4 separate regions of the Homo sapiens genome follow, and regions 1, 2 and 3 are each linked to region 4. A link is a loop called in an ENCODE intact Hi-C map of the cell type or tissue named here. Cell type or tissue: IMR-90. All regions are shown on one strand.

Evidence for each region. Peaks named below come from ENCODE experiments on the same cell type or tissue, not always from the same donor. Only the 100,000 strongest peaks of a DNase experiment are listed, where the experiment ranks them.
Region 1: it touches region 4 in a loop (3-fold over the local background); 7 of 110 quality-filtered maps call a loop at or near these places.
Region 2: it touches region 4 in a loop (3-fold over the local background); 4 of 110 quality-filtered maps call a loop at or near these places.
Region 3: it touches region 4 in a loop (10-fold over the local background); 7 of 110 quality-filtered maps call a loop at or near these places.

What each region holds. Positions count from the first base shown.
Region 1 is chr4:181,565,885-181,573,884 of GRCh38, reverse strand. It overlaps a transcript of TENM3 not described here. Among named protein-coding and RNA genes, the nearest start is that of TENM3-AS2, 260 kb to the left of the region's middle. In IMR-90, a CTCF peak has its summit at 4,145 (motif pointing left); DNase peaks (open chromatin) are centred at 4,134 and 7,224.
Region 2 is chr4:182,450,321-182,458,320 of GRCh38, reverse strand. All of the region lies in intron 3 of TENM3 (teneurin transmembrane protein 3), which reads right to left. Among named protein-coding and RNA genes, the nearest start is that of TENM3, 210 kb to the right of the region's middle. In IMR-90, no CTCF peak of the experiment used is centred here; a DNase peak (open chromatin) is centred at 3,730; H3K4me3 peaks cover 196 bases.
Region 3 is chr4:181,298,055-181,306,054 of GRCh38, reverse strand. No RefSeq gene overlaps it. Among named protein-coding and RNA genes, the nearest start is that of LINC02500, 37 kb to the right of the region's middle. In IMR-90, a CTCF peak has its summit at 4,125 (motif pointing left); no DNase peak of the experiment used is centred here.
Region 4 is chr4:182,921,122-182,929,121 of GRCh38, reverse strand. No RefSeq gene overlaps it. Among named protein-coding and RNA genes, the nearest start is that of DCTD, 7.7 kb to the right of the region's middle. RefSeq lists a silencer at 3,557-3,759. In IMR-90, CTCF peaks have their summits at 865 (motif pointing left) and 3,640 (motif pointing right); DNase peaks (open chromatin) are centred at 3,641, 4,441, 4,951, 6,051 and 1 weaker place; H3K4me3 peaks cover 963 bases; H3K27ac peaks cover 1,440 bases.

The sequences.
Region 1 (8,000 bases), 1.4 Mb after region 4:
AGGTTTGTTCTGAAGAATATACTTGTACCAGCAAGGGGGTTTGCTCAGCACATAGAGGGTGTGAATAGGAGTATAATTTTAATGCTTATCTGTTTTTGTTTTAAAAGAATAAAATATTTTAATCACTAAACATGTATTAAAAATTAAAGTATTGATTTTCTAATATAACCTGAGTTTGTTATTGTTTGGGTTCAAATTTTGGCAGCAAATTATTTGTGCATTAAGACGAGAGAGAGACAGACAGACAGAGAAATCTCTGCCAGGTGACACTATATTAGCCTTGTTCTAGTTCCTTAAATATTCGTTTTCTATATTTCATGCTTTCACTAATTCATATCTTTTTAGCAAGGATTTACAGTTTATATCATTATTACCACATAATTATCCTCTTCTTGAATGAAACAGTAATCATTAGTCATGTGGCTTTATACATTAACATCAAGATTCATATTTCTTTAAAAAAAAAATTTAAGAAAGACAGGCAGTGCTGGCCAGGATGTGGAAAAAAGGGAATCTGTGTACACTCTTGGTGGGAATGTAAATTAGTAGAGCTACTATGGAGAATAGTATGGAGGTTCCTCAAAAAACTAAAAATAGAACTACCATATGATCCAGCAATCCCAGTGCTAGGTACATACTCAGAGGAAAGGAAATCAGTAGATCAAGAGATATGTGCCCTCCTGTATTTACTGCAGCGCTATTCACAATAGCCAAGATTTGGAAGAGACCTAAGTGCCCATCAACAGATGAATGGATAAAAAAACGTGGTACTTACACACAATGGAATACTATTCAGTCATAAGAAAGAATGAAACCTGTCATCTGCAACAACATGGATGGAATCAGAGGGTCATTATGTTAAGTGAAATAAGCTAGGCATAGGAAGACAAACTTCACATGTTCTCATTCATTTGTGGGAGCTAAAAGTTAAAACCATTGAACTCATGGGGATAGAGAGTAGAAGGATGGTTACCAGGGGCTAGGAAGGGTAGTGAAGGGTGGGGTGACTGGGGATGATTAATGGGCACAAAAATATAGTTAGATAGAATGGATAAGGTCTAGCATTTGATAGCACAGCAAAGTGATTACAGTCAACAATAATTTATTATATATTTAAAAATAACTAAAAGAGTATAACTGGAATGTGTGTAACACAAAGAAATGACAAATGCTTGAGCTGATGGATGCTTCATTTACCATGATGTCATTATTATGCATTGTATGCCTGTAGCGAGTATTTCATGTACCCCATAAATATATACACATACTTTGTTCCATCAAAATAAAAATATAAAGTAAAACAATAAGGAATGTACTCATTGACAAAAAAAAGTGTGAAACTGTAAGAAAGTAGCAAGTTCAAATCAAAGAAAGAAAAACTATTTAAGGAGCATATTGCTTCTACCACAGTTGTAAGGCAGTCACATGGAAACTTAAACATTTGACACTATTTTTTTCTTTTTCTAACTGAATATAGACCTACTTTAGTTTATTATGTTTTATATATCTTCTTATTTTTCATATGTTTCTCAAAAGAAGAAAATGTGTCAATGCCTTAACAATAAAAATCCTACCTTTGGGATTTTCTCCCTGAGCCCCTGTAGGAAGGACTGAGAATCTTGACAGGTTTCTTCTCATGAGATTCTCAGCCCATTTGTTCAGTACTTTTGTTTTTAGGAAAGTTTTACTCAAGCATTCCGAACTTTGGGAACTGCTAAACCAAATCTCTAAAACTGATAGAAGTTTCTAAGTAGAAAAATGCTTATAAACTTGTTTAATTTCATATTTTATCAGAACAGTGGTTAATCTATCGTTTGAAATTTTTTGCAGCATCTCTAAGGATAAAATATAAGATGAACTATGCTACAGCGATAAAAATGCCTGCTTCTTATTTGAGCCAATATACACTATAAAGATTCCTATAATCATATTGGTGAAATATATACATATATTCTCTTTTTCCTTCTTTTTTCCTCTAAAAGGAAAAAGAAGATGACATTAATAGATATACCAAGAAACTGCAATCTGTGCTGTTATAAATCTAGTAAAAGTTTCATACACTATAAAGGATGGAACAAAACACTTTGTAAGTTATGCCTAATAAAAACAGAGCTTGGTGTTAGAGGGAACAGCTGATTTGCCTGATTTTATTGTTTTAATTATTATTCAAAAATATAGAATTCATATCTAATTGTATTTACTCATGATCAATAACAAAAAATGTTGTAAATAAAATAATTAAAACAGGGCCAGGCACGGTGGCTCACACCTGTAATCCCAGTGCTTTGGAAGGCTGAGGCAGGAGTATCTCTTCAGCCCAGGAATTCAAGACCAGCCTGGGCAATATGGAGAGACCTAGTTTCTAAAAAGTTTTTTCTAAATTACCTGGCTGTGGTGGCAACTACCTGTAGTCCCAGCTACTCAGGAGACTGAAGAGGGAGAATCATTTGAGCACAGGAGTTCAAGGTTATAGTGAACTATGATCGCATCACTACACTCCAGCCTGGGCAACAGAGTGAGACCCTGTCTTTAAAAATATATATAAGATAAAATAAAATAATTAAAACAATCAATAGCATTTTATGAATGGCCACTGTTACTGTTCACGGACCCAGCAATAGTTTATCTAGGAAACGGATGTAGTTGCTCTTCTGTCCCTTTCCTTTCTACTTTCCCGCCTCCAGCTTCCTCGAATTCCGAAGACACTAAGAAATGCACTACTCAGATATCCCACAGTGGCGAACACAATTGAGGAACAGCACCGGCTACTTCCTTTCTCAATCCACTGTCTCCTTCCCAGGGGGACCATAAATCCACAGAACACTCCCGATGGCACAGCAGAGGACAAATGTAGGTCCATTCCTAAAAGACAGATACCTCAGCTGGCCACGTTGGCTCAGTGTCTCCCATCAGCCTGGACGTCAGATCTACACTGAACAGTAAGACACTTCTTCCCCACTGCCAGTGCTCCTGCCTTCCCCCATTTCACAGGGTCAGAACTTCACGGAGGCTTGAGCGCTTTCACCACCTTCTCTCGCTCCATCCCCTTTTCCCTTCACAGGTGTTGCCTCCAGTAAATGTCTTGCAGATCGAATTGTGTCTTGTGTGCCTCAGAGAGGACCCCAACTCACACCAATCCTGTTGGCATTCCCCTTAGGAAGCTTCTCTGCCTTTACCTACTCCGCTGCCTACCAGAAGCTTGCTTGCTTGCTTGCTTGCTTGCTTGCTTTCCTTCTTTCTCTCTCTCTCTTTCTTTCCTTTCTTTCTTTCTCTTTCTTCCTTCCTCTCTTTTTCTTTCTTTTTCTCTCTTTTCCTTTCTTTTTTTTCTCTCTCTCTTTTCTTTCTTTCTTTCCTTCGTTCATTTTGTTTCTTTTCTTTGTCGCTGAGACAGGGTCTTTCTCTGTCACCCAGGATGTAGTGCAATGGTGTGATCATGGTTCATTGCAGCCTTGACCTCTAAAACTCAAGTGATCCTCCCAACTCAGCCTCCTGAGCAGCTGGAACGACAAGCATGCACCACCACGCCTGGATACGTTTTTTAAGAAACATTTGTAGGTCACGCCTGTAATCCCAGCACTTTGGGAGGCCGAGGCGGGTGGATCATGAGGTCAGGAGATCGAGACCATCCTGGCTAACAAGGTGAAACCCCGTCTCTACTAAAAATACAAAAAATTAGCCGGGCGCGGTGGCGGGCGCCTGTAGTCCCAGCTACTCGGGAGGCTGAGGCAGGAGAATGGCGTGAACCCGGGAGGCGGAGCTTGCAGTGAGCCGAGATTGTGCCACTGCAGTCCGCAGTCCGACCTGGGCGACAGAGCGAGACTCCGTCTCAAAAAAAAAAAAAAAAAAAAAGAAACATTTGTAGGGATGGTGTCTTGTTAGGTTGCCCAGGCTGGTCTTGAACTCTCTTTTACCTGCACACACCTCCTAACTCTACAAAGTCTCTTTTTCTTAGTTAGGTCCGTTACTGTCTGTTTTGTGTCCTGATTCTTCCTGAATGTCTAAAACTGTGGCTGACACATAGTAGGTACTCAGTAAGTATTTATCAAATACACAAATGTCAGTCCTGAGAAAGATACGAAAACAGTTCTGGAGCCTGGTTCTTTTCTGTAACATAGATACAAGCTGACTCTTATTGTTCCTGACATCTAGTGGCAGGATGAAAAACTATCCTGAGACCAGAAATTATTTCATTGGCTGGCTAAATCACACACCACAGAAAATGTCAAAAGGCCTACACCTTAGGGCCTATACAACTTTTACAGGGTTAGTACACCTTTCAGATTCTTAACTGGTTGTGTATTCATCAGTGAGAACCCAGGTAAATTCTAGCATGCAAGACAGAAATCCAGTGCAAAAAGGGGAAACAACCCCAGGCTGGAAAATGAGTTAGAAAATGGGCTGAACCTTACCATGACAGAGATTCTACAATCCTTACATTCTATTCTATCCACTTATGGAAATAAAAATGTACACACAAAGGCACAACACTTTCAACAACTTGCAGTATAATAGTAACAGGATTTAGAATATAAATAAGTCAGATTTTAATTTCCAGGCTTATCGTGGTCAAATAGTCCACTTGAAATCAACGAGAAGCTTAAACAAGGACGTGGTGAACTATAGGCACACCATGTTCTCACCTCGGAGGACCAGACACAATAAGAAAGAGCAGGGCAGCAGGGAGACCTCACATTTGTTGTTGCTGTTTTTTATTTTAGAGACGGGGGCCTCACTATGTGGTCCAGGCTGGTCTTGAACTCCTGGGCTCAAGTGATGGTCCCACCTAGGCCTCCCAAAGTGCTGGGATTATAGGCATGAGCCACTGCACTGGCAAAAACCTTTTATTACTTTTCTCCTTGCTATTACTCTGCATTCAATAAATATTAAGTTTTTAAGTGCCAACTCTGTTCCAGGTACTGTTCTAGGCTTTTGGGATACACACGTAACAGAACAGACAATAATCCCTACCCTTGGGGAGTGGAAGTCTCTCATTCCTCTAATCCTCCAAAGGATTACAACTTTATAGGTGCCTTGGCATGACCTATGTGTGCCCTTTGTGTCACAGGAGTGACGAGCCTGCTCTTGGGAGTGGCAAGATCTGTGGGAGCTTGGAAAGGATTAGGGAAGTGGGATCTGTTTGTTGGTGTGGGACAGTCTATTAAGCCAGCTACTCCAAAGTGCTGAATAAAGTATCAGATTTTCTGCGAGGACTCTATTGCCTGAGAAAGAAATAGGTCAGCACAAGACAGTTCCAGGGGGAATAAAGGTCCTAGGTACCAGATTTCCCTGAGGAGTTTGCTTGGGGTTGGGGTGGGTCACACAGGGTCTGCAATGGCAAGAGGAAGCATGAGGATACGTGGACCCCAAGATGGTAGCAGTAAAAGACATAGTTGGCGGCCAGGTGTAGTGGCTCACGCCTGTAATCCCAGCACTTTGGGAGGATGAGGGGTGGATCATCTGAGGTCAGGAATTCCAGACCAGCCTGGCTAACATGGTGAGACCCTGTCTCTACTAAAAATACATAGTAAAACAAAAACAAAACAAAACAAAACAATTATCTGGGTGTGGTGGCGGGCGCCTGTAATCTCAGCTACTCGGGAGGCTGAGGCAGGAGAATCACTTGAACCCAGGAGGCAGAGGTTGCAGTGAGCTGAGACTACACCACTGCACTCCAGCCTGGGCAAGAAAAGACAAACTCTGTCAAAAAAAAAAAAAAAAAAAAGTATTAGTTGGCATGAGTGACTACCCACAACCCTTCCTATGGAGAAAACAGGCTCTAAACCTGTCAACTGTAAAAAAGGATGAGAAAAACTGCTAGATGCTTGATCATTCCTTAACTCGTATTTTAAGAAACACAATGCATTTCCTATTTTCTGATGTAATATATGATTTTTTTTTCTGTTTTCATCTCTTAGAAAGCACGTCTCTGACAAGTAAGTTGGCCAAAGGTGCTATGGGCTTTGTCAACAGAAGATGAAGATATGAGCTCCACAACTTCATAGTTTTATAACCCTGGACTAATTATTTCGCCTTTCAGATCCTCAGTCTCCTTAACTGTACGGTAAGCAGTAATAGTATTTATCTAAATCCAATATTATATGTAGAAAGACCTCATGTGTCACACACATACACAACATATCAGTTTCCTTTTACTCTATAAAAGAGTAAAAAAGAACTTGTTATCAACTTCTAGTTCATGAAGATACACATACTGTGATTTTTCTGCTTTATTCTTAATCTTAAATAAAGAGATACAGTTTGAGAAACAAAGGAAGTCACCTCAACATGTTTATTTAGCCCTAAGGTCAGAATTTTCTTTTTTAAAATCACTTTTGGTGTTTTGGTAGAAACTGTCTATGAGGAAAGTTAGTATTGCTTAGTTACAAGGTTATCCATTTGAAGGTGTCTGCCTGATGTGGTAATTAAATAATTTATGTTAGAGTTAATAATTTATGTTAGTGTTATAGTGCTAATTAGGCTTCACATTTTTGCTAAAAGTATCTAAGTCAAGATAAAGTTTCTACATTTGCAAGAGACACGAACAGAATATATGCAAATATTTTTGGAAAAGTCATTTTACGAATTATAAATTAAATCTTTAGAATTTACTAAGGGCGCAGAACTTAAAAGGAGTTATAATGAAAGGTTCCTGAAGGTGATGGGGTGATCCTTAAAGGTGATGATGAAGAGATAGGCTTTTAGGTATGCTCCACTTTGCCCACAGGCTTTGATAATACCTATTAAAATTCACTGAGTATATTTCTACTCTTATTGATCAGAGTATGGTGTCTAAAGCGGGATCATTTGCACGAATCCCTCATATTCCAACCCCACTACCACCTAGCTTTTCTTTAAGAGGGTGGAATGACTTCATGCCCAGGTAAGCTCTGGGAGGCCAGAACCCTATTTGGAGTCTCGGAAGATGGCATCTTCACAGACAATTCCTGGTACCTGTTGGCATCCAAGCACTATTAGAGGCAGGGCTGGTCTTAGGCAGCTTCGCCGAGCTTCTCATGGACATAGAGTGATGTGGCGAAGCAGCCTAATTCTTCCACAGTTTGAGTAAAGCACAGAAATTAGCTAAGAGAGAGTTGGCTGACCTGAAGTAGTCACTTAATCAAAAGGAGGTGACATTGTGGTGGATGTAGTGTGAACACACGGCTGGAGAGCCAGATGCAGAGGCAGACATCTCAGAGAAGAATAACAACAGCTGAAAACCAGACGGGCCTGTGTAAACCACAGCTGGTCGCTGCATGGACAGTTACCAGATGAGAACCATATGTGCTATCCCAATGCTACGAGATCCTGCAGAAGCTCACCAGCACTTTGATGCCCCTCTGAGAAGGGTGGGAAAGAGGAAAATCTCAAACTGATGGTATTATATCCTGAAATCAAGCTTACCTGTCATTGATTACAGAGAGAGCTCTTCAATCAAGCAGAATAGAAGCCCAAGATTGAGATTCAGCTTAGTAATAAAGATTTTTATTTTTCCAAACATGTATTTAGAAGACATTGAGTTCATTGGCAAAGGTCTAGTTCCCTTTCCCAAAATTTCTCCTGAAATTCTCATGTCAGTATCTCTCAAACAGTTTTTCTGAAACACTAGTTTGATTGCATATTAGTAAGTGTTCTGGAGAAAGCAACAATTTCCTGATCAACAATTTCAGGGAGATATTGCTTAGTATACTAAAAGTTCTAAAAAATCTTGCAAAAGAAGCAGCTCTTTCTAATTTTATTTAAGCTTATATTTCCCCAAATTATTTTAATACAAAACATTTTTTTTTCTTCGCCAAACATCTATAAACCTCTTTGGGGGAAACTAGGTTTTTGTGGAAATAGTTGGACTCTGCTGTATTCTGCATGTAGTAGTATGTGGTTTCTATCTCCTTTTTTTCCAACTTAGAACAATGTGTATGTGATTAATTTCTGTCTCACTTTAAATTAACTAATTCAACAAACATTTTGTGATTACTTCCGCACTTTATCATTCTGGACCTGTC
Region 2 (8,000 bases), 470 kb after region 4:
GTGTTAATAGCCTTTAATAGTAAAAACATTAGCCATCAATTAAATAAACAAGCCATTCAATGGGGAATAGAAATGTCAATAAAAGCATAATCTATTAATTTTCAAATCAATGATGCTAATCCTTGCTAGATATTAATCAGAGAGTGGACATTAGCTATACCATAGATGATCACACCTCATTTAAAAAATCTGAATTAAAAACAAAAACAGGAGAACAATACAAAACATATATTGCCTCAATAAGCACTTGATAAATTAAATGATTTGCCTTGAGCAAATATGAGAATGTTTGTAACATCCAATGGTTACAACGTTTATGAAAAGTTATAGACTGGTATCATATTTCTATTCTAGAATAGGAAATAGAACTTACATGTAAAGCAAAATTTAGGACTAAAATCAAAACAAAACCTAATTTGACAACTGCACTGGATGCAGAATTCAGTAATGAAGAAAGACAGGCCGGATGTGGTGGCTCGCGCCTGTAATCCAACACTTAGGAGGCCGAGGCAGGAGGACTGCGTGAGCCAAGGAGCTAGGAAACTAGTCTAGGCAATATGGTGGGACCCTTTTTCTACAAAACAATATTTAAAAAATTAGCTGGGCATGGTGGCACACACCTGTGGTCCCAACCATTGGCAAGGCTGAGGTGAGAGGATCACTTGTGCCTAGGAGTTGGAGGCTGTGGTGAGCCGTGTTCATGCCAATGCACTCCAGTCTAGGTATCGAGACAAGGTCTATCCTCAAAAAAAAAAAAAAAAAGATATACATGATTTAGGTATTTGCATGTCTGGGTTCAAACCTCTCACTAACAACCAACTTAACTGTTCTATGACTTAGTTTCCATATCTTTAAAATAGAGATCATAAAAGTATTTAATTTCATGAGTTGTTCTGAAGATGAGATGAAATCATATATAATGGGTTTAACACAGATGCTTATCTTTCAGTAAATAATAAATGTCAGCTATTATTAGGCCTTGGCTTCTCTTCTTAGAAAATGTCCAGTCTGGATTACATAATTTTGAAGATTATCTTCAGTTCTAAAAGTCTCTAATTCTATTCATTTTCTCAGGAAAAAGTAAAATTGGTTTTTAGAGTATTGTGGGGTTTTTGTTCTTTTTTTTTTTTTTTTGAGAGACAGAGTCTTGCTCTGTCACCCAGGTTGGAGTGCAGTGGCACAATCTCGGCTCACTGCAACCTCCGCCTCCCAGGTGCAAGAGATTCTCCTGCCTCAGCCTTCCGAGTAGCTGGGATTACAGGCGCATGTCACCACGCCCGGCTAATTTGTTCGTATTTTTAGTAAAGACCAGGTTTCTCCATGTTGGCCAGGCTGGTCTTGAACTCCTGACCTGAGGTGATCCACTTGCCTCGGCCTCCCAATGTGCTGGGATTACAGGCATGAGCCACCATGCCGGGCCCAGCTGTTTTTGTTCTTAAGGTAGATGAAGATGGAGCAAGAGAGCAGAAATACGGAGTTTCTTTTCCTCTTCTTCTAGTACTCCTCACCTGTAAATCTCTCGACGGCAAAACATTTGTCAGTCCTTCCAACATTCCTCACCTATTAATCTTCTGGTAACACAATCACGGAAGGTGTACTGATTCTTGTTCTAAATTATCATCTTAAAGATTATCTCTTCCCTACTTTAGTCATCCAAAGAGAGTTGCATTAGATATGATGTTTACCAGTTTTTAAAAAATTATAATCATGAGTATCTTTATCAATGTATATACATTTCAAGTTAACTGTACATGTAAGTTAACATTTTTTTCTTACTCAAACTTACTGTTAGGCTTCAATGAACTTCTTTTCATTGTGGAAATTAACATTTTGCTTCACCTAAACACCTAACACCTATCGGAACTTAGCTACCCCAAAATCTCACCCAACAGAAAATGCAAAGAAATGGAGGCATTAAGCCAAAAGGTCTTCAGAGAAGCCAAAACTAATGAAGTTAATGAAATTAGCTCTGAGTCTTTACTCAGAACCTTTCTGTTCTTATTTCATTCATACATTACAATAACAACAACAAAATAACCTGTGTTGTTTGATGACAGAGCAGTAGTAAGAAGTGAAAGCTGACAGCACGGACAGGCCAGTTAGACAGGGATACTCAGCCTTATCAGCTCCTATGTAAGCCATTATATTTTCACACAGAACAATAAAATAACTGATGTTTGTAATGACCTTCCATCACCACAAAATTAAATTATATTTAGTGTACTCATCCAATAAGCATTCGAGACTTATGGAATAACTATTTTCTTAGCATCATGCTTAGTGCTGGTATGTAAGGACGAATGAGACAAAGTGGTTTTCTGAAAGAACCTGTCCCCCTAGTGGGGGAGACAGAAATGTAAACAAATGACTACAGGATAATGTGTTAAGTGCTCACAGAAATAAGAATCAGGTGCTAAGGAAGCCCGAGAGGAGGAGGAGCCACAAGAAATGCTGTGCAAGGCCGGGTGCGGTGGCTCATGCCTATCATCCCAGCACTTTGGGAGGCTGAGGCGGGTGGATCACCTGAGGTCAGGAGTTCGAGACCAGCCTGGCCAACATGGTGAGACCCTGTCTCTACTAAAATACACAAAATTAGCTGGGTGTGTTGGTGCACGCCTGTAATCCCAGCTACTCGGGAGGCTGAGGCAGGAGAATCGCTTGAACCCGGGAGGCGGAGGCTGCAGTGAGGCGAGATCATGCCACTGCACTCCAGCCTGGTCAGCCTAGTGAGACTCGGTCTCAAAAAAAAAAAAAAAAAAAAAAAAAAGAAATACCATGCAAGTCAGCTCTTGGAAACTCTGTGAGATGCAAGGAAGGGGCACAGGCAGCACCGACCAGCGAAAATACTGGTGCGAAGGTGGGAGTGGAGGAGCAGTAGAGGGTGAGGTATGGTCACCAAGGGACTGATAAAACACAACTCAGAATGACAACTGTGACGACAGTGTGGAGGCTGGATTAAAGAAAAGACAGGCAGAAGGCAGGGCAACCCAAATGGAAAGCTTAGTCTAAGGAGAACTGAAGAGAGCTTGAATTTGGGCCCTGATGGTGGGAACAGAGTGGGGGAATGAGAGTTTATACTTCATTTTAAACACCTTTTGATCCAATTTGTTCTTTAAATAAATGATTCTTAAACAAATAAGTCCTTTCTGATCAAGAAAATGTGACTCTCTCCTGAACGAACTATTTTTGATGATCTTGAGTCCCTGAGATTTTAGTGTTACATAATTCATAGCATGATGATAAGGAGATATCTCCAATAAAGTATGAAATATTATTTTAGGTATTTTGGTAATGGGCCAGTTTTTTCTTTCATATGATAAAAAGATTCATACTCAGCTCCCATTAATTGTAACAAAAGAGAATTCAGTATAAAGTGAAGCATACGCTAAACTCCAATCAGTAATGTTTCACAGCTTTGCCTAGGAAAACAAAAATCTTGTATGCAGCACTTAATTGCTTTAACTGGAGTTTCCAAAAACGTTAGCTCTTGTACTGCGTTTAATAAAACTCTTCCTCTTATTGAACAATACTTGTTCAAACATATAAGCAAGAATGCCATTTTATTGGAGTTGATATAAAATACATCACAAGGAAAATCTTGGCCATAAAGTTAAGAAATATAAACTATAAATCTTATGACTTTGTTTTAATTTCGTAATGGAAGTGATGACTCCAGAACGGCAGCAATAGAACTACTAAAACTTGAATAACTTTCAAGTAAACATACTTAGGCACTTGTTAAAACAAACATTATTCCCACTGCTAAAATCGAGGTTGGCAAGTCTTTCCTCTTACTAGCTTAAAAACAGTTTGAAAAGTAGCAGAATTGCAGCTTCTTTGCAAAAAGACTAATCATCATCATTAAAAGACCCTTAAAAGCAAATACAGAATGGTTAGCTAACCTGATCACCTTCATTTTTAATGAAGGGGTATTTCCATATAAATCGATGTATGAAACACACTTATGAAAGAAACTCTAACTATCATTAAAAAGAAACTAATTTTAATTTTCACCTTCATTCTGACGATCTACAATCAGAGGAAATAATATTTGAAAACGAAAAGAAAGAATATGATAAAGCCATATGTAAAAATGTGTAAATGATAAAACAAGCAGGGGTGGCTGTCATAAAATAGCCAAATGGCTTTTTCCACCTCCATCAAGGTCACTTTACTGATGATGGGCTCAATAAGATGATAATGCATTTAACCACTTTCCTTGCATCTGACTTCGACCTCACAAATCCAAATGGCCTTGTTTAACTACCCTGGCCTTTCAGCATTTCCCTGAACAAAGATAATTAAGGAGATGTACTGCCCCCTACTATCACAGGAATTGAAAGCCAAATAAACTTTTAAGAGCTCAGCCAGGTGTCTACTCCGCTAATGTACAACTTTGAAGCAGAAGGTAAAATGAAATAATGGTTAAATAATTATAAAAGGTTACAACTTTGAAGCAGGAGGTAAAATGAAATAATGGTTAGATAATTATAAAAGGTTAACAATGTTAAACTTGTTATATAAGGTAATTTTGTTTTATTTAAAAGAAAAGGCATAAAAAGAGATCCAGATTACATTTTACAGGTCTCTAGACAGCAGGCCCCATCTCTCCCTGCAGTTTAAGGTTAAGGAAAAAAAGGCACTGTGCACAAACCAGGATGAAAACAACTCACTGAAACTTCCACACATCGTTTTAATTTTTTACAAATTTTAAGTTAATATATATAACCACAAAAGACTAAAGTGTTTTTTATGTTAGTCCCATATTAGTCATTTTGTTACATTTTGTAATATATTCTGCCTCCTCAATGTACAAACCAAGACATTTATGTCAAACACTATTTAATATTAAGTGAGGGGAATGATAACATTTAAGAGAGAAACTCTGTTTTTCTTTTAAATACTATAGTATGTCGTTTCCCAAATTTAACTATTATTTAAATGTGACATGCCCACAAATATTTGCGTGTACTTTTCAATTATTATTCCTCCCTTGTAAAATGAATTTACCATCGTACCAACATAACATCTGTGGCATAAACTGTTTCTGGGAGACCAAAAAGGTAGTGGTTTTCAACCTGCAAAACAACTGCCAATAGTAAAATTTTTACTTTCAACAGTAAAAATTAAGAGTAGACATTTCAAAACTTAAATACATAGGATTTCAACTGAAGAGCTGGGTCTGTAACAAAAATCAATGTATAAACAACAATCCTAAAACAACTGGTTTCTTAAATATGAAAATACCATCCTTTCAAACCTGCTATATATGTATGCATATATATATATATATACACATATAAAAATAATCTCTATAGTACACACATTGTTATTCTTTATAGGGAAAACCAAACTCGGACATATCAGAAGACAAGGTATTCCAAATACCCAACAAGAGAACTCAATTCAGGTCAAAAGGCCTTATGCAAAAATGAGTATTAGAATAACTTTTCATCTCAGACAAAACTCCAACAAGAGTTATACAACTTTTATTTATTGCACATTATCTATTGCTAGAACTATCTGTCATACCAAATTGATAAATCTAAGCATAATAAATTTCTAATGCAAAACATCTCTTTAGAATAAAGAAGTGTGTTACTTGGGCTTTAAAACAGTCAATGTTTCTGGATATGAATCACTTCACGTGATTATAGCCAAAATAGCACTTATCATTCATAACTTAAAATCCATATTTATATGCTTTAGATTTGTCTAGATCAAAGTGATCCAGCAAAAAATTTCACTAATGATCCTAATCTGAACCTTTGGGAACCCGCCTGCTCCTCTCTCCCACTCCTCTAATAGCCCTTATCCTTTCATTCCTTTCTCTCTGCCAGGAAGTTCCGCAGCTTGTATTTGTGACTGCAGTTGTGTTAGCTAAGAACCAGGCCACTGAAAGATCTAACCATTTGGCCACAACTACTTAGAAGTTCTGGTCTAACCCAGAAGGGTACAGTTTACTGGACACCCCCCCGCCCCCCGTCCCCTGCCAAAAAAAAAATCTAAAAAGAAAACTTCTGCTCCTAATAATTTATTTATTTACTTTCTTCACCAAACCATTCTATCTCCTTCATGGTACCATTTTCCCACAACATTCAAATATCCTTAAGGAAGAACATCCTATTTCTCAAGTGTTAGGTGCTAAAGCACTCACATCTATGATAAGATAGAATAATTACAGCCATCCTTTAATCTAAACTACATATGTCTGTATGTGTGCATGTATACATATAGATTTTCACAGAGTAAGAAATCCATAATAAAGCATTAATATATCATATTAGTGTGAAATTTAAACTTTCTTTAAATGAGGCAAAGTTACTATAAAATAACTCATTTTAATAAAAATTTAAAACAAATATATTGTCCTGTATTTAGCATTTACATCTGGATTGCTAGAAAGGTGGCTTGTTAAAAATCTTTATTCACAATTGTTTAAAGTAAAGCCTACCAAACGAAATAAATTATAAACATAAAGAACTGATGTTCCAAAGCCCAGTCTCTTAATTGCTGATCAGAGCTGAAAACAGATCTTTTTTCCCCACTAATTGAATGAGTCTTGTTAAATCTTTTGAAATGAACTTTAGAAAATGCAAGAATACAGCTTAGAACAGGTTCTTTAATTTGGGTCATTTTCTGTTACTTGCAGTAGTGACGGGTGCTTAGCAACGCTGTTCTGGTGGCCCTTTTAAGGGAATGAATACCTGAAATACAGCATTTTAATCTATTTTACAGCATTAATTATCAGGATCACTGTATTTAGACAGTGCCTCCTTTGCCACTTGCCTACGTTATGAAAGAAAGGAGTCCCGTGAAAAATTGAATGTATTATTCCAGATGCCAGAAGATCCTGTGCACCCCTTTAACCAAGTAAAAATATGTAGGAACATAAAAACTAACAGTAAATAGAAGCCACAAAAAGCTTTAGTTTAAATGTTTAGACAAGGATATTACACTGAAAATCAGTGTTCAGACATCAGTAGAAGAGTCCATGTGAAGTCGCTTTTCTTTTTCTAAATCTTCGAGAAGAATTAAATTCTATTATGCCCCACACTAGGCCACTGCTATCTAAGAAACGTGACGCAACAGCCAAAATTTAGTATGATTTTATTTGGTAATTAAAAATCTGCTGAATACTTTAAATATTTTTTTATAAAAGAGGGCTTTTACATAATAACAAGAATATCATTTGAATTATGGCCATATTTACTATAATGTGCTGCAATGATAAACTACTGAGAAGGCAAGAAAACAAGGTAAAATGCAGGGCTACCGAGCAGTTTCTAAGAAATCAAACTGCCATGTCATACTCTGGAAATACGTCCATTCACATCTTATTAATGATCAATACAACAGGTTAAGAAACTAGTCATTAAAAACATTTGGAATGCGCCTTTCTATCTTTTCCTGATGTCAACTGTCATTGTTAAAAGTACAACTCTTTTAACTTTTTCCTCATAATTAAACAACTCATTTTAGATATCATGTCCTGAAGAAGGAAGGTAACGCTCTTATACAGCACTATTCTTCTCTATCTTCACAGCTAATAAGAGATCAAGTGACTCCCTCTTTGTCTAGAATGTACCCTAATTTCAGTCTTTCACAGCCAATTTTTTAAAGCTTTTTAACACTTAGTCTCTGAAGATGAGAGAAAGGAACCAGGTGAACCACCTGCATTCATATTTTTGTGAGTTTCAGTCTCTCAGTTAATGTATAATCACCACCTCTTTAAATTAAACATACTTTATAGCGGATCTCAAATTCATCATCACATTGTGTAAATCACAGTATAAAATGGGATAACACCAACATTTCTCAAGTTTTTTAACCTCTTATAGCAGATGGCCTCTGCCTAGAGTGTTTTGAACGCTGCAGTCGCATTTTAATACCTGGGAGTCCGCTGGAAAAAAAAAACAAAAACAAAACAATGTGGGGCACAGACCAGTACATGCTGCACTAAAATATTCGGCTGAGAGGGAGGCTTAGTTAAGTTAGCT
Region 3 (8,000 bases), 1.6 Mb after region 4:
TGCGGAAATGGTTCGCTTGTCTAGCAGCTCTTCATAAGGACTGTCTCTAAAATCTCTTTTGTTCTTCCTGCAGAAAAGAAAAGGGGGTCTAAAAGAGCAGATCCAGAACTGAGCTGCTTGGAAGGAGTTACAAACTGAATGTAGGATTCGTTTCAGAGGACTATGCTTATCAGGATGAGTATCTTAAGAACGACAAGGAGGAAGTTTAAAAGGCTAGACCTTTAGGCCACAGTTATACTTCAGCACAGCCAATTCAGTAGGTATTCAAATCAACAGGTGCTCATTGGGTGGTGATAATCTGCAATTACTCAACCAACAGCCTTACATTTAAACATATTCCAAGTTTAAATTTTACTAGCCATGGACATCATAGCTAAGACTGAGTTTTACAGTAAGTCTAGAAGTAGATTGATTTCAAAATAGAGGTGCACACAATAAGAGCTGGATGTGAGAGCTGGTCCTTTCAAAACATCATTGCTGCTGGTTGTTAACTATGCATTATAGCTTTTTTTTCCAAACACAAAATAGAAACAATAATGGTACCTGCCTCTTAGGATAATTTTGGTAACTAAATTACTTTATATATAAATGCTTAGAAGAATCCCTACCAAATAGCAAATTGCTATGTGTGCTTACTGTCATTATCATCACCAATATTAGCATCATCAAAAATTAATGTGATATAGTCACCAGATTTTGTTTCACCAGCCTCAACAGACTTGCGTTATGATGTATGGTAGGCTGTTTTCTGTCACTGTAAGAGAATATCTGCAATTGAGTAATTTATAAAAGAAAGAGATTTATTTAGCTGACTAATTTGCTCCTGTGATAACGAAACCCTTCCCTTGAGAACTAACCTAGTTTCACCAGAAAGTCATTGATGCATCTTAATGACCTAATCACCTCTCAAAAGTACCACCTCTGAATACTGCTCAATTGGAGACCAAGCCTCAACAAAAGTTTTGGTGGGGATAACCCATATTCAAACCATAGCACCCATGTTTGTCTGTTTGTTATATTGGTAAATCCTTTAATTACATTCTTTTATATTCTAATCAGAAAAATGCATATAATCATTTATTCTTATTTCTACAACAAATATTCATTGTTCATTTCTACAATAGAAAATCAGTATATTAATCAAAATACTGTTCAATAGGTTTGTCTTTCAAGGTCTGGTGATTTCCCTTTACTTACTCCAATGAAATGATCATTTACAGTGGCGAGGATGCTGAAACTATTGGCAGAATGGATCATATATGTCAAACATGACAAAGGAAACATACACATTTTTTTTAGTATGGAAAAACATCATCAACTGAAGAGCTTGTCCTACTGCTCATCAAAACAAGAGATACTGAAATGGGAATAGTTGTAGTAGTCTCAGTGGCAGTATTTAAAAATTATACTTGGATTGCCAATTATTTTTATATATTTTAAGAAATAATTCATACAAGTAAATTTAATTTTCCCGATTTTATCTCTTCAGTTTCAAAGGCATATGCTAAGGACATGCTTTACTGAGCTGTTGAATGAGGAATCATATCATTTGTTGTCCTTGAATTCTCTAAATTCTTGTAGAAAGAAAATACAGAGTAGCGAAAGCATATTTCTGATTGTGCCAATGGCTTATTCCAGTAATGTAACTGGAAACTCAAAGGCAGGAAACATCATTTGTTGTTTGCTAAGGCAACAAATGGTGCTTCCCAAAGCAAGCAAGGCAACAAATGATGTTTCCCATAACAAGCCTGTGCATTTATTTGCAAATGGACTATTATGGATAGAACATGTCCTCATCTTTGGCTCAGCATGTTCACAGAATATCAAAGAATCAGGCAAATGAGCTGGTACATATATTTTCTGGGTCATAGATATGGACCTACATAGCTGACTAAAAATTGTATATACTGCGCAGACAACCATTCTCATTGAGGTGAAGCATTCATGTTCAATTTTTCCGAGGTCGACTCACTTCAAGCATAATACTGAGAACTAAATCCATCTCTTTACATACCTCGTTATCTATATTAATATGGATTTACTTTGCAGGAATAATATCGGTCTGCTTAAGGAACTTTCTACAAATCAATTCAGCTCTGATGCCCATAGAACTAAGATGAGAACATAGAAAAGTAGAGGGACTTCATGCTTAGTTTAAAAGTCTGAAAATATAACGGAAAATAATAATTTCAATCTAAATAAAAATAAAAGTTCACCTTCACTTTTATAACTACTTAAAAATAAGCTAAAGAAATGAATTTTAACCCTAATCCACATGAATTAAAAGTACATATGATTAAATGACTTCAAGTCAGAAACCTGTGTCAAAATATGAGTCACACCTAGAATCACAATTCCCATTTCCATTGTTCTCATTAAAATTCACTTTACTAAAGAAAATTAAAGGTGTGTATTATTTCTTTCCTTCCCATTAAGGGTAATAGTATCTATCAAATGATTTAATATGTTTCAAAAATTTAAATTTTTTAAAATAGACTATTTTATGTGGAAGAACTTTAAAGTTGTAAGTCAAAAGAAAAACATCTCAACAAAGGTCTGAAATACAAATGTGTGATATTTTAAAGGTAGCTAAGGATTTAAGTTAGGGAAAGAAGAACTTACGTGAAGAGACCTATGAGGAATCTGCGTACTGAAAGACCCACATACTCAAGTGTCCTTTCCCCTACAAAAAAGTCATGTTCTCTGCTGGGCATCTCAGGGTAGCAAGATGTTAAGCTCATCGGTTAACAGCAGAGAGTCAAATGGGAAACATCTCCAGTATGTCAGGAGACAAGTGTTATTATGTAAGTTTTTACACTTTTCTAAAAAAGGTGGTGAGAAACAAGTATACCATTGAAATTTCAAGACAAAAAAGGCCAAGTTACGGAATAAGAGATGCATAATTCCCAGCTGGGATAAACCTTTAAAATAATTCAAAATTATTTGTTTTGTACACATACCATATTCACACACTGGAATAAATAAGCATTTTTGATAATATCCTTTGTCACTCATGGACTGTTTCTGCTTCCCTTGTGACTTTACTCTTTCAGAGTAAAAAGTCATTCATGGCTAAATGTGTTCCTACAGTTAACTCTAGTGAGATAATATGGATAAATGATATCCACAGTTACCATCAAAGCTTTATGTTAAATAATATATCAATTTTTTAATTGCCCCGAAAGAGAAAACTGACAGATTCTTCTTGTTTTCTGTAACCCTTCATTTTACATTTCCAGGGCTGAAGAACTAGCAGACAAGAAAGAGACAGAAAGAAGAGGGAGACAGAGACAGAGAGAGATAGAGAGAGACAGAAACAGAGAAAGAGATTTCTTGACTGTTTAGAGTCCTCTTAAACCACAATATTTATAACATGCCTAAATCTAGTACTTATGGAAAAGATACTATACACTTAGAAAACACATTTTTGAGCCTCAGTAAGCCATACCAATAATTAGATATGATTTTGAAAATTAATGAGTCAGAATCACATCCTTGGTAATTAGGTCACCTCGGATGAAAATCTGACTTCATTCTTGTTCACTGTAACAGTAACCTTTCGCTCCCCCTCCATCCCAGAAGGCAACAAAATGATTCAACCTTACTAAAATCTCACCTCCTGTAATCCATTATATCTTAACTTACACATTAAGATTTTAAAACCTCCATCTGGTGGACATAACTTGACCTCTTTTGATTTATAGGCAACCTGTTTTCCCAGGTAAGCAAATTCATTTTTCCTCTGACCACCTGGCTGAGGCAGTAACAGCTGAGGCAAGCCTGCTCTCTAGTGAGCTATAACTGCTCTGCCAACATGCCATTAAGAGGGAGGAATCCAGGATGATTTAATGTCTATGAAATTAGAGCTTAAGCTACTTTGGAAACCAGAGGCTTACTAAACGACTCCTGATCCCTAATCAATGGTATGATCTGAAACAATAGCTCCATCAGCAGTGGAGAATTCTTTCTTCTTGCCTGAGTTACAGGGATTCATAGTGCTCATGATTATTAAGTGAGACGTAAAAGGAAAATTTCAATTACAGCAAAGGTTAAGATAGATGATATTCTGGGCCAGGGTTTCTCAAAGTGTGGCCTGCTAGCCATTTCCATCAGCGCCACCTGGCGTTGGGGTGAAGAGGGTGTCCCTTGAGTAAATCAACTTCCTGGGACCACTCCCTCTTCTTCCCTTCACTGGCGATTCTGAAAGTGATCTTATAGATATCTCTGTATATTCGGCCTTCCCCTTAAGATGAAAATGTACCACTTATATAAGGCTGTGCGAGGGGAACAACAGGGGACATTTAGGAAATTGCCATTTCTTTCTGTTTTCATTTCTGTGCAGTTTTAAAAGAAATGTGAGGACATTCAATTTCACAAGATGGATGAATAATGACAATATCCAACTTTACATGAACCCCGTGTTCCTGGAAAACAGTGATGGTTATGATATCTCCCCGTCCTTCCTTCCCTTCCCAAAATACCTCCACGCCTTTGTGTTCCCAGAAATGGCTGTCAGGGCATGCTCTGGTCTAGCATATTCCCAGCTCTGCCCTTCCTCAGTGGCTTCCATGAGAGGCATCTCCATTCTTCTCCATGACTCCATTACGACTCTGGATGATCCTCTTGTCTATCTGCCTCTATAAAACTGCAGCCCTCTGCCTTTTCAGCCCCTTCCTCTACCCCCCCTTTTTTTTTTTTTTTTTTGAGATTCTCTGAATTAATAAATGTTCTTATTGCGGCAGGCTAATAAAATCCTGTCTTGTGCATTTTAGCTTTTACAAAAGCAAGCCTAATAGTTTTTCTTACAAATACCTATTTATAAGAGAACACATGGCTGATGGTAAACACGAGTCACAGATTCAGCAAAAACAAGAGCCAAGCAGTACACCCTATTTGTGACTATGTTACTTTCTTGTGATTGTAACTGTGGCATGTGTAGTCAGACTTGCATTTTTTTCAAAAACCATTTTTGGCAACAGTATAAAAGATGTTTTGAAGCGATGAGACAATATCTGAGAGACCAAGGCAGAAGCAATTGAATTTCCAAACTAAGACAATGATGGTACCACTAAAGCGAAAAGAAGGCTTTTAGAGAGAGTTAAGTGTTAGAAACTCCAGGATTTTATCAACCATTGAATGTGGGAATGAAGAAAAGGTAAGGTCAAGGATGACAAAGGGATCATGTCTTTAGAGGCACTGAGCTGAACAATGCAGGGAGTGTCAACTTTAGTGGAATTAATTTATTTTTGAGTGTATTTATACCCAACTTAAAAAATTAAGCAATTTAATGTGACATATAAATACAGAATATAATCACAAAATGTGCAAAGTAAGACAAGTAAGGAAATTAGAATATAAGTACAGGAAAAATAGCAGGAAGCTTGGAGTGAGGTTGATAAACAACATGCGTACTCTAGGTCATATACATTAACCGCACATTTGGTTCTGAGCTTTCTGGCAGCCAGTGCAAAGAAGGGAGAACAAAATCAGCTTCTGAGACCAATTACTTTTCTGCCTAGAAGGAAAATTACTTAGGAAACTAAATATTGAATGACTGAGAGGTTTCTTTTAAACATGTTGAGTTTGAAGCTCTGAAGCAATTTAGACAGAATATTAGTTTAAAAAAATAAAGAATTATTGTTTCAACTTAATAGTTTAACATGCTGACAACTTAAAATTACCATAAGGATTGGATAGATGGAAGCCAAAATTCCTGTGTTATGACAGAGGGAAGAGTCTGGAAAAGGAATATTGTTTAATGCTGTAATTATTTTTAAATTTGACTGTACCAATTTAAAGTTGAAGCAGATTATTTTTGATAGTCTAAAAATCTAAGTTTCTCTGTATGTTTTTTAACCCCAGGAAATTGCCTAATAAATATTTAGAATATAATCTAGTTTAAAAAAAGAGAATTAGACCTACAGGTTTTCTTTATAAATTATTATTTTATGATTCCTATTACTTTCGAGGGTTAGAAAAAATGTAATATGTGAATTTAATCAATTTTTTGGCAAGGAGCATGGGCAGGAGGTCATTTTAGGAGGTATATCAATCATTTTAAAACTCAAAGTTTTATGAACCTCATTGTAGCACATTATACTAAAAGGATTAAATATGTCTGTCATCAGGAGAAGTAGGAAACTTTGCTGTATTGACAAGTTGTAGCCTAATGGAAGACTTAATAGAGTAAAAATAAATTATTTTAAAGTTTTTGTGATAAATTGCTACCTAGATTACACTTCCAAATGTTTTTTTAAAAATTAGAGTGATCTTTCTTTTAATTACTTAAAAACTCTTTGAGGTAAAAGGAGGGAGAGAGCAGGAAAGAAAAGTTAACTGCTGTATATTGGATACATGCTGTGGGCCAGGCAGGGTACAGGTATTACATGCCTTTCAATGAGGGAGCTTACACTGTAAGGTTCTACCATTTTTTTAAAAAGTTTTTTATTTCCATAGGTTATTGGGGAACAGCTGGTATTTGGTTACATGAGTAAGTTCTTTAGTGGTGATTTGTGAGATTTTGGTGCATTCATCACCCGAGCAGTATACATTGCACCATATTTGCAGTCTTTTATCCCTCGGCCCCTTCCCACTCTTTTCCATTAAGTCCTCAAAGTCCACTGTGTCATTCTTATGCCTTTGCATCCCCACAGCTTAGCTCCCACTTATGAGTGAGAACATACGATGTTTGCTTTTCCATTCCCAAGTTACTTCACTTAGAATAATAGTCTCCAATCTCTTTCAGGTCACTGCAAATGCCATTAATTAATTCCTTGTTATGGCTAAGTAGTATTCCATCGTATATATTTATACTACAGTTTTTAGCCACTCATTGATTGATGGGCATTTTGGGTGGTTTCACAATTTTGCAATTGCAAATTGTGCTGCTATAAACATGCATGTGCAAGTATCTTTTTCACATAATGACTTCTTTTCCTCTGGGTAGATACCCAGAAGTCGGATTGCTGGATCAAATGATAGTTTTAGTTTTAGTTTTTTACGGAATATCCACACTGTTTTCCATAGTGGTTGTACTAGTTTACATTCCCACCAGCAGTGTAGAAGTGTTCCCTGTTCACTGCATCCACACCAATGTCTATTATTTTTTGATTTTTTATTATGGCCATTCTTGCAGGAATAAGGTGATATCATCCTTTACGATTAAAACTCTCAGCAAAATCAGCATACAAGGGACATACTTCAATGTAACAAAAGCCATCTATGACAAACCCACAGCCAACATAACACTGAATGGGGAAAAGTTGAAAGCATTCTCTCTGAGACCTGGAACAAGACAAAGATGCCCACTCTCACCACTTCTCTTCAACATAGTACTGGAAGTCCAAGCCAGAGCAATCAGACAAGAGAAAGAAATAAAGTGCATCCAAATCGGTAAAGAGGAATTCAAACTGTTGCTGTTTGCTGATGATATGATTGTATACAGAGAAAACCTTAAAAACTCCTCCAGAAAGCTCCTACAACTGATAAAATAATTCAGCAAAGTTTCTGGATAAAACATTAATGTACACAAATCAGTAGCTCTTCTATATACCAACAGCACCAAGCTGAGAATCAAATCAAGAACTCAACCCCTTTTACAATAGCTACAAATAAATAAATAAATAAATAAATAACTTAGGAATGTACCTAACCAAGGAATTGAAAGACCTCTACAAGGGAAACTACAAAACACTACTGAAAGAAATCATAGACAATACAAACAAATGGAAACACATCCCATGCTCATGGATAGGTAGGATCAATATTGTGAAAATGACCATACTCCCAAAAGCAATCTACAAATTAACGCAGCTACCATCGAAATACCACCATCATTCTTCACAGAAACTATAAAAGATCCTGAAAATAATATGGAACCAAAAAATAGCCTGTGTAGCCAAAGCAAGACTAGGCAAAAAGAACAAATCTGAAGGCATCACATTACCTGATTTCAAACTATACTATAAGGCCATACTCACCAAAACAGCATGGTACTGGTA
Region 4 (8,000 bases):
CCCAGGCTGAAGTGCAGTGGGTGATCTCGGCTCACTGCAACCTCTGCTTCACGGGTTCAAGTGATTCTCGTGCCTCAGCCTCCCGAGTAGCTGGGACTACAGGCACGCACCACCTAGCCTGGCTAATTTTTGTATTTTTAGTAGAGACAGGGTTTCACCATGTTGGCCAGGCTGGTCTCAAACTCCTGACCTCCGGTGATCCGCCCACTTCAGCCTCCCAAAGTGCTGGGATTAGAGACATGAGCCACTGTGCCCGGCGGAAGTTTGAGGAATTTAAGAAATTATTATTAATTTAAGTAAAAACCACACAAGGGCAAATGCACAGCATAAACAAATAGTGCAATGAATTGTCACAAGAAAATACACGTGGGTAATCATCACCCACGTCAACAAACAGAACACAGCACACCCACCGCCACCACCTCACTCACTTCCCGATGGAGATTCCCTCCATTCTCTCTAGAAGTGCCCCTTGTTTTACCCATTTTTTAAATTTTTAATAAATTGAGTCATACGCTATTATTTTGTATTTGGTGGCAACAGGTTCTAGAAGCCACACCAGTTATTTTAACAGAGATAATTTAATATAATGAATTCCTAACTGGGTATTACAGAACAGAGAGAAAGAGACACTGAGGTATGTAGGTAGCAATGTCAGGGTGCAATTACCACCTCTAGGACTGGGGAGACAAAGGAAAGAAGCTGGAACTATTAAAATTGAGAACAGCAAGAGGAGGGATGCTGCGGAGTCAGAGCCCAGACCTCCAAGGGGATGCAATGATGCTTTCTTTGTGTGTGTGATGGAGGAAAAACGGAAAACAACCCATGCTCCAGGAAGGAGCCAGTCACGTCTTCCTCACAGCCTTGAGGCCTCCCTCTGGTGCCCCCTATTGGTAGAACCTAGCAGAGAGACAGCTAGAAAAGCAGAAATGTGCTTTGCAGAGTCCTAGTCTCAGCATTGCCAAGCAGAGAATAAAAGGATGGGCTTGAAGCAGGAAGACAACAGTTAAATACCTGGCACAGTGTCCCTAGCTCAGTATGATCTTTGTGAGATTCATCCATGTGACATGTACCAGAAGTTCACTTATTTTTATTGCTAAATAGTATTCTGTTGTATTAATACACCATAATTTATCACTTTATTGTTGATGAACATTTGGGTTGTCTCAGTTTCTTGACTATGATGAACAATAATAGAAAGACGTTTCTTGGTGCGCATGTGTGCACGTTTCTGTGGGCCTATGTCTAGAAATGGAGGATGGGTCGCAGAGGATGCATATATTAAACTTCACTAGATCAGGCCAGTTGTCCAAAGAGATTCTGCCAATGTGTACTCCCACTAGGAGTGTAGTAGACTTGTCAGCTCCTACTCATTCACATCAGCTCTTGATGTCTTCAGTCTTAAATTCTAGGCATTCTAGCCAATCTGATAAGGATAGTGATATATCATTGTAGTTTTAATTTTCTTTTCCTGATGACCAATGACTCTGAGCACATTTCAAACACGTTTATCAGCCATTTTGTGCCCTCTTTTGTAAAGTCAAGTTTGTCAAGTATCTTGCAAACTTTTCTGTAGGACTGTTTCTTATTGATTTGTAGGAATTCTTTATATATACTGAAGATGTCTTTTATCATTTCCATAATATGCTCTTTCTTTGCTATAACTTACCTTTCCCATTCTCTCAATGAAAAAGAAAAGTTCTTTTTTTTTTGTAGACGGAGCCTTGCTCTGTCACCCAGGCTGGAATGCAGTGGCACGATCTCGGCAATGAACCCCATTAGTGAGGGCTCCATCCTCCTGAACAAGTCTGTGTTTCTTTTGCTAAATAGCCTAAGAGCTCATTGTAGAAATTGTTCTAAATTCTAGAGAAATAAGGCGGGTGTGGTGGCTCATGCCTGTGGTCCCAGCACTTTGGGAGGCCAAGGTGTGTGGATCGCGGGAGCCTAGGAGTTCAAGACTAGCCTGGGCAACATGTGAAACCCTGTCTGTACTTAAAAAAATACAAAAAATTAGCTGGGGATTGGAGACCCGGTCCTAGAAGCAATTCTTATTATATGTATTTCCCTATTGCTGAATGTGATTGGATATATGCCTGCAAGCTTTTAAATTTGTGTTTCCATGAATTTCTAATGGATTTCCTAAATGATAGGAAGCCCTGTGAATTTGGGACCTGTGCCTTCCATCTGATTCAGAAGTCTTTATAAAGTCCTAAATAGTAGTCTTCCTGGCACCACTGTACATATTCCTTAGTGCCAGATTGGTTTCCCACAGTGCTGTTTTCTGTCTTTCTTTGTCTTTGCTTGGCTCTTCCTAGAGAAGTACACATTAAATTTTCTTTTTCTAAAAAAAAAAAAAAAAAAGCATTACCATAGGGTGGATAGCAGGAGGAGGGCTGATGTCCACCGATGACTCCCAGTTCAACCTGGGCCACAGTCAGCTGTTTGGACTACTGAGGCCACCACGTACTGACTTGCAAACTGGGATTCTGGTTCCTCATCACAGGACTCGGCAAACTTGACAACTAACTGTTGCCTTGGCTGGCACAGGCCACTGTGTTTGCACGGCCTCCCTGCCCATGTTTGCATGGCCCTTGAGGGAAGGATGGTTTTTACATTGTTAAATGGTTGAAATGAAACCAAGAAAAGAACAATATTTTGAGGCATGTGAAAATTAGACGAAATTCACATTTCAGAGTCCATAAATAAAGTTTGGTTGGCTATAGCCACTCTCATTTGTTGATGTCCTTGACAGCTCTTTACAACAGCAGAATTGAGTAGATGCACACACACTGCAGAGACGCAGAGACCGTGTGACCCTCGAAGCCTAAAATCGTTACTCTCTGGTCCTTTACATGTAAAGTTTGTAAACCCCTGCCTTATCTGGGGGCCAAAAGAAAAAAAAGAGAGATAATGATTCCTACACCAGAAGGTTTTTGTGAGGATTGAATGAATACTAGTGATAAAATAAGAGACTGTACCTGGAATATGTGGGTGCTTCAGAAATGATTTCCTCCCACCAAGCTTAGCAGCTGGCTCTTATCACATTCCCTAAACAGTTACATTTACAGCCAAGGTGGCTTTGGATCACAGCACAGAGCTTCTGCATGTCACACAGATGGACAGGATAAATGTACCTCACCGTCTACTCAGAAATACCCTTCATGAATGAAACTCCTAGAAATCTGCAAGGATGAATTTAAACCTAAATGCTTCCCCATGAATTTGAGAAACCTCTAATATCCAGTCTAGAAATCACACAGCTGAGTTTAATAATTTATAAGTGTTTTATGGGTAGCAGCACAATAGTTGGGAAAGGCAAGTTGCTCATAAACTGTTCCCCCAGATCCAGGAGATGTAGATTGCAGTGGAAAGCGACTCTACCTTGCTTTCCAAAATTAATCTTTAAAAAAAAAATTGAACTTTTTAGAGGTAGGGTCTCGCTGTGTTGCCCAGGCTGGTCTCGAACTCCTGGGCTCAAGCAATCCTCTCTCTTCGGCCTCTGGAATAGCTGGGATTACAGGCTCGGCAACAGCCCTTTAATTCTAAATCCTCTCCCCAAGTGACTCCCTGCTTCAGATAATTTTATGTTCATATGGCCACTAGAGAGCACTTTGAGACTAACAAACTTTGCTCTGTGCGCCCAGGCCTCTGCTGCACCCTGGTCTCCTGAGGTGGAGGGGCTGTGTTCCGCTGCTGCGCCATCTAGCTACCAGCGGCGGCCTCCAAATGGCTATCAAGGCTGATGGATGCATTTTGTGAAGCTTAGTGACCTGTGGTAGTGATAATGAAGTATTCTGAAGCTCAGATAACATTTTATTCTGTCACTATGGTTTTCTGACTTTAGTGACATCACCTAATTTGTACTGCTTTGCCGCGTGTTTCTCAGGCAAGCATTTCAGCCAGGGTCCCAGTTTCCTTATTGCTCCTACTCCCTTCTGTCAGATTGAATTTCTCTCAAAGAGAAAATATTGCTTGATATTGATTCCAGTGCACAAGATAATTTCAGGTTCTCACTCTATAGTTCATCCAGGGGCCCTGTTTAAAATCTTGAAGAGGTTTTCCAAGGCTAAGAGGCACAGTTCAAAAGAACAGTTCTTGAATGTGTTTAAAAGACCCTTGGCTACATTTTCTGATGTTTCATCAGCAGCTTGCACTGATACACTTTCCATTGCTATTACAACTGAACCATATCATAGGGAGCTGTACCAGCAAGACCATCAAGTTTTCTAAAAAGCTATAAAGCTTTCATGTTTTCTGGCCTATTTCTTACTGTGCTCTTAAAAATGTTTAGCTTCTGCCGAGCCAAATGTGTACCTCCAAAGGCAGACGCAGTGAAAAACTCTTCAAGTATCTCAGTGACTGCTGCAATATCTGTATATACAGCAGGAGGATGATTCTGTTTGGATGGAGGAAGGGGCAGTTCTCTGTGGTGTGCCCTGTGAATGAATCACACCGCCCTTCGGCGAGGCCCGTCAGCACTGGGGTCCAGCTACGGATGTAGAAGGAGAATCCACTTTCCTGACCACTGCTTATGAGCACTCCCCAGAGCCATTCCATTCTGGTATCATTGTTTGCATCAAGGAGAAATCAAAGTCATCAGTTCTAGCCCTGACTCCTCAACAGGTGGAGGCATTTATAAGGAGAGGTTTTCAGGGGATTTCTTTGAGGTTTTCAAAAATCCTAAATAATTTCTCCCTCTTTTGAATGACACTTGACTTTCAAGTAAAGAATATGCCTGCATGTGAAATGTCAGTTCTGTCTAATAATAACCTGCTTAATGTGCCACTGAAATCGCTAATCGAATTTGCCACCATTTTAATAAAATGAAGTTCTTTTCCTCTGTCCTGGCGCCTGGCTCCTAGAAGCTGGTTAGAACGGTCAGACTGTTACAAACAAAACGGATGGCTTCATAAGGAAATTACACTCTAAAATGTAAACTCACTATCTCGCTCTTTGCCGACACACGTCGTTGGTACTTTGCCATGAGAATAGCAAGGAAGTGAACAGGCTACTAACCAAGACTTTCAAGAAATATACTTCTCTAGGTTTCACAGGGAGCCATGAATATGAAAACTTAACGGAGTGGAAGGCAAGATAAGGAGTTTCCATGGGGACATGTGCATTATTGAGTAGATATGGCTAGTTTTCAGCAGCCAGACTTAGTTTTTAGCTATCAGTCTCTAACCCAGACCAAGCCACCTTCTTCTCCAGTCCTGGAGGGTGTACCACATGCTCCTGTTTCTTTATTTCATGTGATGCTTTTTTGTGTGTGGGTAATATGATGGTCAAACTTTATCTGAAAGGCAATGTTATCCCTGGGATTTCAACACGGGTCGAATAGTACAAAGCAGAAAGATTATCTACATGTGCATGTATGCATGTTTCTTTGACTGAAATTCCATGGTTCTTGGGGGCTACAATTTTGTTAAGGACATATGAACATTTAATATTTAGTGAATGCAAAGAAATGGCACTGACTCTGCCTTGTCTGGGCTTTGTTCCAGAAACCAATACAGATGGAGTCTTCTCCCTAGCTAGTGCAAGGCTCCGGTTAGGGCAACCTCTCATACTTAAGGCTGCGATGCTAGTAATTCTGCCTGAGCTCTCGCTCCATATGCAGGCTCCCATTCCTTGCAGCGAGTGTATCTCGCACTCCTTCCAAAACAGAAACTGGGGTATAAACACAACTGAATATTGTGCTAAGTGGAAGTAATAATAAAGGGAACAGGAAAACCCCTGCCTTTATAACCTACTTCCTAGGTGGGAAGAAGGGGCTTTTTTAGGTAGAAGACACACACACACACACACACACACACACACACACACAATCATATTCTGCTTTGGGACAGCTCTCTTTTATTGTTGTCTTACATCGCCACTTAACCACTGAATCTTGGGTAACCTATTATGTAGTTTGATCTTCTCTCCGGCAAAGAGAGGGAGAAGACTGATGCGGCTTTCTTTACGCCCCTCGAAAGCTTGGCAGAGTGCCTTCCACAGAGAGGCTCAATAAACAGTTGTGTTTTGATTCATGGACTGCAAAGCTGGACATGAGCAGTGTGGCATGAGGAAATCTCACCAGAGCAGCCGTGTGAATGGGAGCGAGCCAAGTCATCTTTCTGGGCCACTATTTCCTCATCTGTAAAAAGAAGGGGCTGGACTCAATGATTGCTAAGGTCACTTCCCAGCTCTGTAAATTCCATGCTTTTAAAAAATGCTCGGATCCTGAAAGAAGACCATCTTCTTGGGTTTGCAGACGAAACAGCCCGGGGTGTATTTATGTTTGACCTCCTACCACATTCTGACTTTCTACTCTAATGAATCCTGGTTTATTCTTCACTGAAATGGCTCGGCTCCAGGAGCCCTTGGTGTGATTCTAACACAGTGTAGATATCGATTTTTCTTGCAGGTTAGTGGTTACTGTAACCACCACACTATTAGATCTCTCTCATTCTCTTAGGGATGATTTCATGAGGGCCGTTCCACTCCCTTTGGTTGATATTTAACTCAATCCAGGGCTAATTTGAAGATAGCATTACTAGGATCATGCTTCATGGCTGAGAGCTCCCTACCTTGTATCACTTCAAGTTGTCTATCAAACACTGCAGCAGACAGAGGTTCATCAGAAATGGGGCCTTTGGAGAACTCTGGCCTCGGTACTGCCTTGTTGCTCTCTGTCAGCTCTTGAATCAAAGCTTTGAATTGCTTACTGTGAACAGTGTCAACAGTCATTCACATAGGATAGGGTTCCTCCCTTATTTTGTTTGCTCCTGACTGTGGAAGATGACTTTTTCCCTCATGGCATTAACAACAGATTGTTGTTGTGGTAGGATCACAGGTGTTATCTTCAATATACACATACATGGTGTGCCACAATACTAAAATGTTAATTTGATTCGCGCCTTCTCCTTTCAGAGGTTCACACCCAGTGAGCTTTCCAGTTAGCTGAGGGAAGGCGCAACACGTCAGGCAGGTTATGATGGCCATTAGCTCCCAACTACAATTTCACAGGGACTTTCATTTACAATGGTTCTTAGGCATTCACCTTGCTACACCAGTTAAAATACACACTGCAAAATGAGTGGTGACTCTGATGTCAATAAAGAATTCTATATCCAGAACCGTAATACCTTGTTGATTACCCTTTAGGAGGTTCCTTGGTGACCCCAGCGTAGAGGGTGTAATTTAATGAAATCATTAACATTTCTATAAAGCCAACAATCTGATACATTCTCTTCAGGTTAGGCACTTTCACAGAATAGCGTAAGTGACTGTTCCACATGAAGCATTATCTTTTCTTGTACAACACTGAAAGCTTACATGCTGCTTGACAAATGTGAATTTTAAAAAGTAAGAATGATTGGCACTTGGTAACTTACACAGAAATAGAAAGTGGTACGAGAAAATTGCCCATTTCTTTTAGATTTAATATGTTTTTTTTTCTTTTAAGAAGCAATAAGACATGTAATTTCCATCCACTTCAACCAGTTGTGTATGAAAGAGGCTACAAGTTCAGCTCTGTAGAAGCAAAGAAGTCATGGGGAGAGGCATCACACCAGGAAAGAGGAGACAGCCTTCCCCTCCGCCTTCAGCTCTGCTGTACGAGAGATGGTCATTTTCAGGCCAAGCCCCAAATCCTAGGACTGAGATCCATGCCTCCTTAAAATGATACTGTTCACTCTTGTTTCCCTGACCCACCAGCCCCAATGTCTCACTTATCAAATGTCTCTCCAGGTCTATGAATTGCAAGGAGAAAAAGGAGGCGGATAGGGAAGTAGAACCAGAGTTCACAGACAAAGACTTCTCTCTATGAGTTAGATGCTCCAAACAATTTGGCATAGAACAATGATTTTCTATTAACTCATTTATTTAGTCAACAAATATTTATTAATAAAAAACGGCAAAACACCCAGCTTTGTGCATATGCCATGTTAACATTTCCTTATTGATCTTCATTGAAAAAAAAGATTTTTTTTTTTTTGAGATGGGGTCTCCCTCTG